Linked DNA regions of Homo sapiens: region 1 is linked to region 2. Evidence: read pairs that join two places in POLR2A ChIA-PET (ENCODE). Cell type or tissue: OCI-LY7. All regions are shown on one strand. Links, peaks and the distances in the headings refer to the core of each region. The heading gives the core; the rest is flanking DNA.

Region 1 (5,375 bases), core at 279-5,278, 250 kb after region 2:
TTGGGAGGCTGCTTTTGGGAGCTGGAATTAATCAATTACAGTTATCTTGATTTCTAGTTCTTAATCTGATTTTAAAGTTTTCTACTGGACGTAGTGGTGCACGCCTGTGGTCCCAGCTACTTGAGTGGCTGAGGTGGGAAGAACAGTTGAGCCCAGGAGCTTGAGGCTGCAAGTGAGCTATGATTATACCATTGCACTCCAGCCTGGGTGACAGTGTGAGACCCAGTCTCTCAAAAAAGAAAGTTTTCTAATTTTAAACCACTATAATGTACAATACTTTTTTTGGTGGTGGTGGTGGGGGAATGTAATTTCATTTTAATAAATATCCATTTGGTATCTAGGTAACACTGAGCTACAGCATTTAGACAGGTACTTTAAAACCAAATTATAACATGACTGAACTATATACAACTATGAATGCACCAGCTCATTTGGCTGTTCAGTCTAACTCTAGAGCACATGCTTTCAGATTAATTGCAATATCACTGTTTTCTCCCAATACACTGTTACAGGACCAATAGGTTTGTATGCCCACTGCACAGTAACAGATCCATTACACTGAGACATCAGGGATGTGGCAGAGAGTTTAATGATGGCAGGGTGCCAACTGAGGAGATGAGGAGACGGGAGGAGATTTTCAAACCCATCTATCCAAGGAGTTCTGAGCTTGGGTTTTTTTTTTTTTTTTTTTTTTGAGACGGAGTCTCGCTCTGTCGCCCAGGCTGGAGTGCAGTGGTGCGATCTCGGCTCACTGCAAGCTCCGCCTCCCGGGTTCACTCCATTCTCCTGCCTCAGCCTCCCGAGTAGCTGGGACTACAGGCGCCCGCCACCATGCCCGGCTAATTTTTTGTATTTTTAGTAAAGACGGGGTTTCACCGCGTTAGCTAGGATGATCTCGATCTCCTGACCTCGTGATCCGCCCGCCTCGGCCTCCCAAAGTGCTGGGATTACAGGCGTGAGCCACCACGCCCGGCCTTGTTTTTTTTTTTTTTTTTTTTGAAACTGAGTTTTGCTTTTGTTGCCCAGGCTGGAGTGCAATGGCACGATCTCGGCTCACTGCAACCTCTGCCTCCCAGGTTCAAGAGATTCTCCTGCCTCTGCCTCCCGAGTAGCTGGAATTACAGGCGTCCCACACTACGCCTGGCTAATTTTTTGTATTTTTAGTAGAGACGGGGTTTTGCCATGCTGGCCAGGCTGATCTCGAACTCCTGACCTCAAGTGATCCACCTGTCTCAGCCTCCCAGAGTGCTGGGATTACAGGCGTGAGCCACCATGCCCAGCCTTGGGTTTGGGTTTTAAAGGCTATCATGTAGGGCAAGGGGCCAGAAATTTGGGGTTATCAACTGGTCGGGGCAAAGGGGATGAAATCATCAGGATGTGGAAACTGCATTCTTTGGTGAATCAGCTTTTTGTGAGGTCCCTCAGACCAGCTGGCATCAGCGAGGTCCTGCAGATCAGCTGGCATAGGAGTTTTACCAGTATGTGGGATCTAAAGGCATGTCTCAAAGGGAAACCCTTTAGTAATGTTCAAGTTATCTCTAGAGCAGTTAAGGGGAACTAAAATCTTCTAACGGGGTCTACATGATCCTAGGATAATAGGCACCAAACAACTATGAGGAAACAGGTCAGGGAGCAAGCTGACCTCAGGATTAATGCTGAATGTGCTGCAAACTTGGTTTAGTTTTGTTTCTTCCCCTCATTTCTTCCCCGATTAATCTTATAAAGTTTATAGGGGCGGTTTCAACATTAGAGTTAGATGAGGACTTGCTTTAGTTCTATAACTAAAAGGTCTTTTCTCACAACAAAGCAAAGACCTTCTGCAAAGATGAATTTAAGTTTCCACTTCCTGCAATGTAGGAAACTTCTCAAAGCTCAAAGTTTCAAATTCCAAAGGGCTCTTGAGGGCCTTTTCCTCTTGGAAATCCTCTCTCTCTCATTAGAAAGAGAGCTGTTTTCTTTTTCTTTTTTTTTTTTTTTTGAGATGGAGTCTCGCTCTGTTGCCAGGCTGGAGTGCAGTGGCCCGATCTTGGCTCACTGCAACCTCCGCCTCCCGGGTTCAAGCAATTCTCCTGCCTCAGTCTCCCGAGTACCTGGGATTACAGGTGCCCACCACCATGCCCCAACTCTTGACCTTAGATGATCCACCTGCCTCGGCCTCTCAAAGTGCTGGGATTACAGTCTGGGCCACCGCGCCCGGCCCTTAATCTCTTTTCTAACAAAATTTGGTGTATGCTGTGTTTTTTCTTTTAGACAGGGTCTTGACAAAGTGTTGGGATCACGGGTGTGAGCCACTGCACCCAGTGAAGTGCTCACGTCCATTCAGTTTAATTTTTAGCGCCAGTTTATTAGAGCTTGGAGAAGGTACCTCACTGTCACTTTCCTGTACATAAACACAGATATAGTGCTATTGAAGCACTTTTTCCTTCTTTCTCTTTTTTTCTTAACATTTCCATTGAACAGATGATTTTTTTTTCTTTTTTTTTGAGATGGAGTCTCGCTCTGTCACCCAGGCTGGAGTGCAGTGGCGTGATCTTGGCTCCTTGCACCCTACCCCTCCTGGGTTCAAGTGATTCTCCTGCCTCAGCCACCCAAGTAGCTGGGACCACAGATGCGCACCATCACACCTGGCTCATTTTTGTATTTTTAGTAGAAATGGGGTTTCGCCATGTTGGCCAGGCTGGTCTTGAACTCCTGATCTCAAGCAATCCTCCCGCCTCAGTCTCTCAAAGTGCTGGGATTACAGGAGTGAGCCACCACACCCAACCAAAGCATTTTCATGCTTGGAAAACAATCTTACCTCCAATTTACTGCTAGGGAAACCAATCCTCCCTCTCTGAGGCTGTAAAACCTTCCCTCTGGGCAGGGCAGATTACAACAATCAATTTGGAGACACCCTCTCTAAAATTGGATCTTTCCTTCCTTCCTTCCTTCCTTCCTTCCTTCCTTCCTTCCTTCCTTCCTTCCTGCCTCCCTCCCTCCCTCCCTCCCTCCCTCCCTTCGTTCTTTCTTTTTTTTCAATGTCTTGCCCTGTCGCCCAGGCTGGAGTGCAGTGGTGCAGTCTCAGCTTACTGCAACCTCTGCCTCCCAGGTTCAAGCGATTCTTGGTTCCTTGGCCTCCTGAGCAGCTGGGACTACAGGTGCGCACCACCACATCCGGCTAATTTTTTGTATTTTTAGTAGAGATGGGGTTCCACCATGTTGGCCAGGCTGGTCTCCAACTCCTGACCTCAAGCGATCCACTGGCCTCGGCCTCCCAAAGTGCTGGGATTGTAGTCATAAGCCACCTCTCCCAGCCTAAAATTGGATTTTCTTCTTTCTTTCTCTTTCTTTCTTTCTCTTTCTTTCTTTCTTTCTTTCTTTCTTTCTTTCTTTCTTTCTTTCTTTCTTTCTCTCTTTCTTTCTTTTTCTTTCTTTTTTTTTTTTTTTGAGATGGAATCTTTCTCTGTCGCCCAGACTGGAGTACAGTAGTGCGATCTCAGCTCACTGCAACCTCCACCACCCGGGTTCAAGTGATTCTCCTGCATCAGCCTCCTGAGTAGCTGGGATTACAGGCTCAAGTCACCATGCCTGGCTAATTTTTGTATTTTTAGTAGAGATGGGGTTTCATCATATTGATCAGGCTGGTCTTGAACTCCTGACCTTGTAATCCTCCCACCTTGGCCTCCCAAAGTCTTGGGATTACAGGCGTGAGCCACCATGCCCGGCCTGGATTTTCTATTAGAGAGATGGTTGTTCTGGAGTCTTTTTCGTAATACTATTGGTCTAAGCAGGAAAGTATATTTTACATAATGTCTCATGGTGTAGCTGCTCTATACTTCACTATTTTCCCCATATCCAATTTCTCAGCATCCTTTCTAATATGCTAATTTAATCATATCATCATCCCATAAATCAAAATTTCCCCATTCTCTGTAGCTTATTTACTGATTCTAATCCTTTCTAATATACTAATTGAATCATGCCACTCCATATATCAAAATTTCTCCATTGTCTATAGCCTATTTACTCATTCACCAAATGAGTGAATGTTTGAAAGTAATTAGAATAGTGCCTGGCACAAGTTCTAACAAACAGAAGTTTGTTAAAGAAGTGGCTGGGTACTGTGTCTCACCCCTGTAATCCTAGTAGTTTGAGAGGCCAAGGCTGGCAGATTGTTTGAGCCCAGGAGTTCAAGACCAGTGTAGCAACACAGTGAGACCCTGTCTCTACAAAAAATTACCCAGGCATGGTGGAGCATTCCTGTAGTCCCAACTACTTGGGAGGCCAAGGCACGAGGATTGCTTGATCCTGGGAGATCAAGGCTGCAATGAGCCGAGTGGCGCCACTACACTCCAGCCTGCATGACAGAGTAAGACTGTGTAAAATAATAACAATAATAAATAAATAAAATAAAATAAGTCATTTTGGATTTGGCAGAGAAAGGTATGTGTGTGTTTGTGGGTTTGAGGGTGAGGCAGGCAAACCTTTGGAAGGAGATAGAGGAGAAGTAGAAAAGAAGACAATGTGAGGAGAGGGACACCAACTGGAGTGGGAGAGGCTCTAGGGGGACCAAGGGTAAGGGCTGACCTAGGAAAGGAGGTGGCACCATTTGAACTCAGTGACAACCAGCTACAGGAGAGGGCCATTCTGAGAACTTGTATTAGGAAGTGGGCTGGGCAACAGTCTCTTAGAAGTCAGTGATTTGCATCAGCAGTTCCCGAGAATTTTACTTAGGAGGCTAAAGGGGCAAAAAGGTAGGGAAATTGCCCCAGTCTCATCACCTTAAAAAGGGTAACTGGCCAGGCAGGGTGACTCATGCCTGTAATCCCAGCAGCTTGCGAGGCCGAGGCAGGAGGATCGCTTGAGCTCGCTTGAGCTCAGGAGTTAAGAGACCATCCTCGGCAACATGGCAAGAACTTGTCTCTACCAAAAATTAAAACAAACAAACAAACAAACAGAAAAACATTAGCAGGGAGGGCATGGTGGCACATGCCTGTAGTCCCTGTTACTCTGGAAGCTGGGACAGGAGGATCGCTTGAACCCAGGAAATCCAGTCTGCAGTGAATCATGATCCTTGCACTGCACTTCACCCTGGAAGAAAGAATGAGACCCTGTCTCAAAACCAAAACCAAAAACAAAACAAAAAAAGGATGGGGAGTAACTGAAGTTTACCTTGACACTAGTTTCTACTTGTAGAATACACACACACACACACGCACAAAGGCCAAAGTCTTTCGTTCTGGAGTATGGAGTATAGATTATAGCTTAAAATGAAAATGTACAGTTTGTTGGCGGGGCACGGTGGCTCACGCCTGTAGTCCCAGCATTTTGGGATGCCGAGGCAGGCAGATCACAAGGTCAAGAGATCGAGACCATCCCGGCCAACATGGTGAAAC
Region 2 (5,375 bases), core at 50-5,049:
CGAGGTGGGCTGATCACCTGATGTCAGGAGTTTGAAACCAGCCTGGCCAACATGTTGAAACCCTGTCTCTACTAAAAACACAAAAATTAGCTGGGTGTGGTGGCTCATGCCTGTAACCCTAGCTACTTGGGAGGCTGAGGCAGGAGAATCACTTGAGCTTGGGAGGCAGAGGTTGCAGTCAACCAAGATCGCACCACCACCAAAGTGAAACTCTGTTTCAAAAAAAAAAAAAAAAAGATTTGGGGTCTTAGGTGGCTGTCCAAGGACAAAACAGGGAGGGAAATACTGACATAAGGTTACGGGCGGTATCAGGGCACCTGCTTTCAGGTACCGCCATCTCGATTATCAGAGGGGTTACAAGATGCAAAAGTGAGAGCAAAACAGGTCCTGACTGCTCCAAAGGGAAATCAGCAGAGTCATTAATGACTTGGCTCCTGACCAGCCCCGTGTGCCCTGTTTAATTCACAAGAGCCTCTCCTCCCTTATGCACTGTCCCAGTTCTCTTCCCGTACCCAGGAAGGCATGCTTTCTGTGTAGGTCATTGCACAAGGAGACTGGGTCACTTATTTCTGGGAGGATGTGGTGCAGGTCCATGGAGGGGAAGATCAACAGCTCAAGCTCAGAGAGAAATATGTACCCTGAAATTCGAGATGCCTCGTGCTAATTCCCATGGAGACTGGTGTCAGGTAACTGAGGACAAGACCGTAAACACAGTCGCATCTGTCTGACCCTGTTCTGCAGGCAGCATCTAGGGGATTCTCTCTCCCTGGGGCAGCCTCCTTGGGCATAGCAGCCAGCTCTTGGTATAGAAACCTCACCTGGAAAGGAATATTTCCATTGTGCAGGCTCAAAAGAGGCTTCACAGTGAGCTCAGGGCCTTCCTGGACAGTGATGTCCTCAAATTGGGGGGACTGATGAAAGTGTTGGGAAGCAGGATGGGTAACGTTAGGGTGCTCAAACCCAGAAGGCTGAAGGTTACGCCAAGAAAGGCTTTTGAACATATCAAAGAAACTGATTTTTGTAGCCTTCTGCCCATGAGCCAGGCTCTTTGCCTGTGTTGTTTTATCCTCACTACAACCATGTGAAGGTGCAGAAATAGGCTCAGAACTAAGTCACTTGCCCGAGGTCATCCAGCAGATAGTGACAGAGCCAGGGATCCATTTGACTCAGAGCCCATGCTCCGTCCATCCCACCATGTAGCCCTCTAAAGGGGAACAGCAATAGGATCTGTAATTCAGGAGGAAAAGGTGATATTCAGGTATTCTCTATTTCTGCAGCATGAGAGCTTTAGGTTAGATGCAAGTGGGGATTGTTCAAAACAAAAATGGATTGTCTCAGGAAGTTAAAGAACTCCCTTTAGGGGATGATTCGGGAGCATGACCCTGCCCTGAAGTGGAAGAATGCAAAGTGAAGGAGGGCCCTCCGCCATCTAGGGGCAGCCCGGAGGAAAACGCATGGATGTGGGGCCCGCACGTGGTTCTGGGGAGTCACAGGACAGGGAGAGCTGCTAAAGCCCCCCAACCCCACCAAACACACACACACAATCCAAAAGACTAACTGAAAATGTGGGGCCTTTTTTTAAACTTTCTTACTCAAAGGAATGAAGCTGTAGTTTACACCAGGTGTCAGATGGCTGTTTTTGGCTGTTAGACTTGTCTGCCCCTTCCCCGGGACACCCTTCCTCGCCCAAGATAAATGTTGTTGCTTATTCAGACTGCTTGGAGGAGGAGAAAGCCAAATATTTGTACCCAGGAGACTTTTTTTTTTTTTTTTGAGACAGTCTCGCTCTATTGCCCAGGCTGGAGTGCAGTGGTGCAATCTCAGCTCACTGCAACCTCCGCCTCCCAGGTTCAAGCAATTCTCCTGCCTCAGCCTCCAGAGTAGCTGGGACTACAGGCACACACCACCACACCCGGCTAATTTTTGTATTTTTAGTAGAGACAGGGTTTCACTATATTGGCCATGGCTGGTCTAAAATTCCTGACCCCACATGATCCACCATAGTCGGCCTCCAAAGTGCTGGGATTAACAGGTGTGAGCCGTCACATCCAGCCCAGACCTTCTCAGCAGAAGTCCATCCAACCCTAGGGGTTTGCACCCCGTGGGCCCTGCCAGGAGGGAGGCAGCTGTATGTTCCCATCTGTGGAGGGCTGGTGTGTCCTGCCACAGAGTCAGGGGTCCTCAGATCATGGGTGCCAGCCAAGAGTGGAATGATTAGGAGCAAAAGCAAATCTAAACCCTGATAGTCTCGTGGACTTCAGCATCCACAGGTGTCCCCATCTGCAAGCAGTTCACCACCAGAAATGAGCTCCCTGGGGAGGGGCTCTGTGTGTAATTGGCTCCTCTGAGAGGCTCCCTGCCCCCAGCAACTGCGGGCAATCTCACTTCCTAGGAGCAGAGAGCTTTGCTCCCCAGTCTGGGTGAACAGTGTCAGTTGCTCAGGGGATATCCTCTTTGACCACCTTGCCTACCCAGTGTCCCAGACACCCTCAGGTGTTCCTATTCACCTCCCCTACAACGCTGTCTTTGCATTCAGCCATCTCTGTTTTCCCCAAGCGTCTAAATCCTTTTCATTCTTCAAGGACTAACTGGAAGACACTTCCTCCCTGAAGCCTCCCAGGCTACCCAGCCCATGAAGATCTCTCTTTCCTGTGAATTTTTCACCTGTCTATACTGCTCATTTGGCCTTCTCTGAGACCTCAATTCTCCTAACCATTAGGTGCCTTGACTTTTTAGCTGTATCTCTGTACAGATGATTTCGCTTTTTTAAATATTTCCCCCAGCACAGAGCACACTCAGTCCAGTGAGCACAGCAGACATTCTGATTACCGGGCTGCCTGAGTATGAATTATGGACAAACTTCTTTAAAAAAATTTTTTAGTGGGCCTACATTATATCCTCTCAGACACAAATGTCCCAGCCTTCACAGGGTCTATCTGTTCATAGAGAGGAAAAAAATAAAACAGAAAACGGAAAGCATTCATAATGCCACCATCCAGAGTCAACCTGTGCATGCTAGGATATATCCTTCTGCGTGCATATGTGTGTGTGTGTGTGTGTGTGTGTAAACAGCCTCATTGAGATTATCATTCACACATATCATACAATTTGATAGCCACGTGGAAAACATCAAATTAGATCCATTCCTCACATTAGGCACCAGGGTAAAAGCTTTTGGATTAAGCACCAAATGGATCAAAATCTAAATGTAAAAATGAAATCATACAAATAATCCAAAAAAAAAAGAGTGGAATACTTTAAATGTAGAAAAGACAAAATCTTTTCTAATTATAACTCATAAAATCCCTAACTCATAAAAGTAATAAAATATTAACAAATTTGGTTCTGTAGCATTATAAAAACATTCTAAGTAAAATATCCAAGTAAAATCAAAAGGCAAATGAAACCTGGGAGAAAGAATTGCAAATTGTATCACAGACAGTTAAGGTTAGTTAACAGTTAAGGTTAATGAATTGTCAATATCCTTAACAATTAAAGAACTTCTCAGAAGAAAAATCCTAATAACCTGATAGAAAAATGGGCAAAATATGAACAGACATTTCACAGAAAAAGTAAAGCAAATGAAACTAATGAAAATATGTTTACTATTATTTTCCTAATAACAGAATTGCAAACTTAAAATACTGTATACTATGGTACCATTTCTTATCTTTCAGATAGGCAAAAGTCCAAAAGTTGGACAATATAGTTTATTGGTGAGGCTTTGGGGAAACTTGTCCCCTGTTGCTGATGGGAATTCAAAATCATACAATCTCTGTGGAGAAGGATTTTGTAATATCTGGCAAAATTACATGTGCTCTTTCCCTTTGATCCAGCAACCGCAGTTCTAGGAGTCTATTGCAAACATAAATACCAGAAATGTGAAGTGGCATATGCTCCAGTTATTCATTGCAGCGCTATTTATAATAGCAAAAACTGAAAACAACCCAAATGTCCATCAGTAGGCCACTGGTTGAATTCATTAAGGAGTATGCACACAGTGAATTGCTGTGCAGCAATAAAAGGAAGGAGGATAGATGGCCTCCAGAGTATAGTGGTAAGTAAGAAATACAAGGTCAGAAGAGTAAATACAGTATGCTAGCTTTTTTTGTTAGAAAGGGAGGAGGGGCCTGGCGCGGTGGCTCATGCCTGTAATCCCAGCACTTTGGGAGGCTGAGGCAGGCAGATCACCTAAGGTCAGGTGTTTGAGACCAGCCTGGCCAACAAGGCGAAACCCCATCTCTACTAAAAATACAAAAATTAGACAGGCATGGTGGCAGGCACCTGTAGTCCCAGCTACTCAGGAGGCTGAGGCAGGAGAATCACTTGAACCCAGGAGGAGGAGGTTGCAGTGAGCTGAGATGGCGCCACTGCACTCCAGCCTGGGCAACAGAACAAGACTCTGTCTCAAAAAAAAAAAAAAAAAAAAAAAAGCCACTCATGGTGGCTCACGCCTGTAATCCCAGCACTTTGGGAGGCCAAGGCAGGCAGATCACAAGGTCAGGAGTTTGAGACCACTAGGGCCAATATGATGAAACCGCATCTGTACTAAAAATACAAAAATTAGCCAGGCATGGTGGCAGGCACCTGCAGTCCCAGCTACTGGGAAGGCTGAGGCAGAAGAATTGCTTGAACCCAGGAGGCAGAGGTTGCAGTGAGCCAAGATTGTGCCATTGCACTGCAGCCTGGGCAACAGACCGAGACTCCATCTCAAAAACAAAAAAGTTAATTAGAAAATATTATCTCTAAGATGAGAAAGAGAATGACAGCTGTGACAGCTGAGTGGGGAAGGGGCAGACAGGGAGGCTAAATTCTTTGCTTATATTTCTTTTATAATTTTTACTTTCAGCATGTAAATATGTTAGAGTATTGAAAAACAAAATTAAACTTAGAAAAGGCAACCCCCTTCAATCAAAAACAAACTCAGCCAAATGATGGTTATAGTATAGCAAGTTGATTTTGTAATCACAGGGAGAAGAATTATTTTAAGTGACTTTAAAACGCAGTACTTTGACTGAACATCTCTCCAGGAGGATACAGCCTAGGGGCAAAGAGAACCACAGAGAAATCTGAAACCATATTTGTCAGTCTTCCTAGTTATTCTACCGGACAAATGGCCCAGTTTCTTCAACAAATAAAATGTACAAAAATTGAAAGGGAAACATTCTTTTATGGATTAGAAAAGACTTAAGAGACCTGTGACCAAACGCAAGGGTGAAAAGAGAATTTTGAAATAATCAAAGAAAATTGAACGGTGATATCAACTGATATTAAGGAAGTGTTAATTTTGAGTGTGATTTTATTTAATTTCATTATAGTTCATTGTATTATTATGGTTCTGATTAATTTATATTACGGTTTATTTAATTGAGTAG

Evidence for each region. ChIA-PET counts read pairs that join two places held together with the same protein. Peaks named below come from ENCODE experiments on the same cell type or tissue, not always from the same donor. Only the 100,000 strongest peaks of a DNase experiment are listed, where the experiment ranks them.
Region 1: POLR2A ChIA-PET joins it to region 2 with 5 read pairs; 3 of 35 experiments call an interaction of 5 or more read pairs at or near these places.

The regions. Positions count from the first base shown.
Region 1 is chr2:38,770,447-38,775,821 of GRCh38, forward strand. No RefSeq gene overlaps it. Among named protein-coding and RNA genes, the nearest start is that of GEMIN6, 5.1 kb to the right of the region's middle. In OCI-LY7, for the core only: no CTCF peak of the experiment used is centred there; no DNase peak of the experiment used is centred there.
Region 2 is chr2:38,522,489-38,527,863 of GRCh38, forward strand. No RefSeq gene overlaps it. Among named protein-coding and RNA genes, the nearest start is that of LINC02613, 9.4 kb to the left of the region's middle. In OCI-LY7, for the core only: CTCF peaks have their summits at 1,431 (motif pointing left) and 1,635; DNase peaks (open chromatin) are centred at 1,663, 2,333, 2,742, 4,543 and 1 weaker place; H3K4me3 peaks cover 2,164 bases; H3K27ac peaks cover 4,593 bases.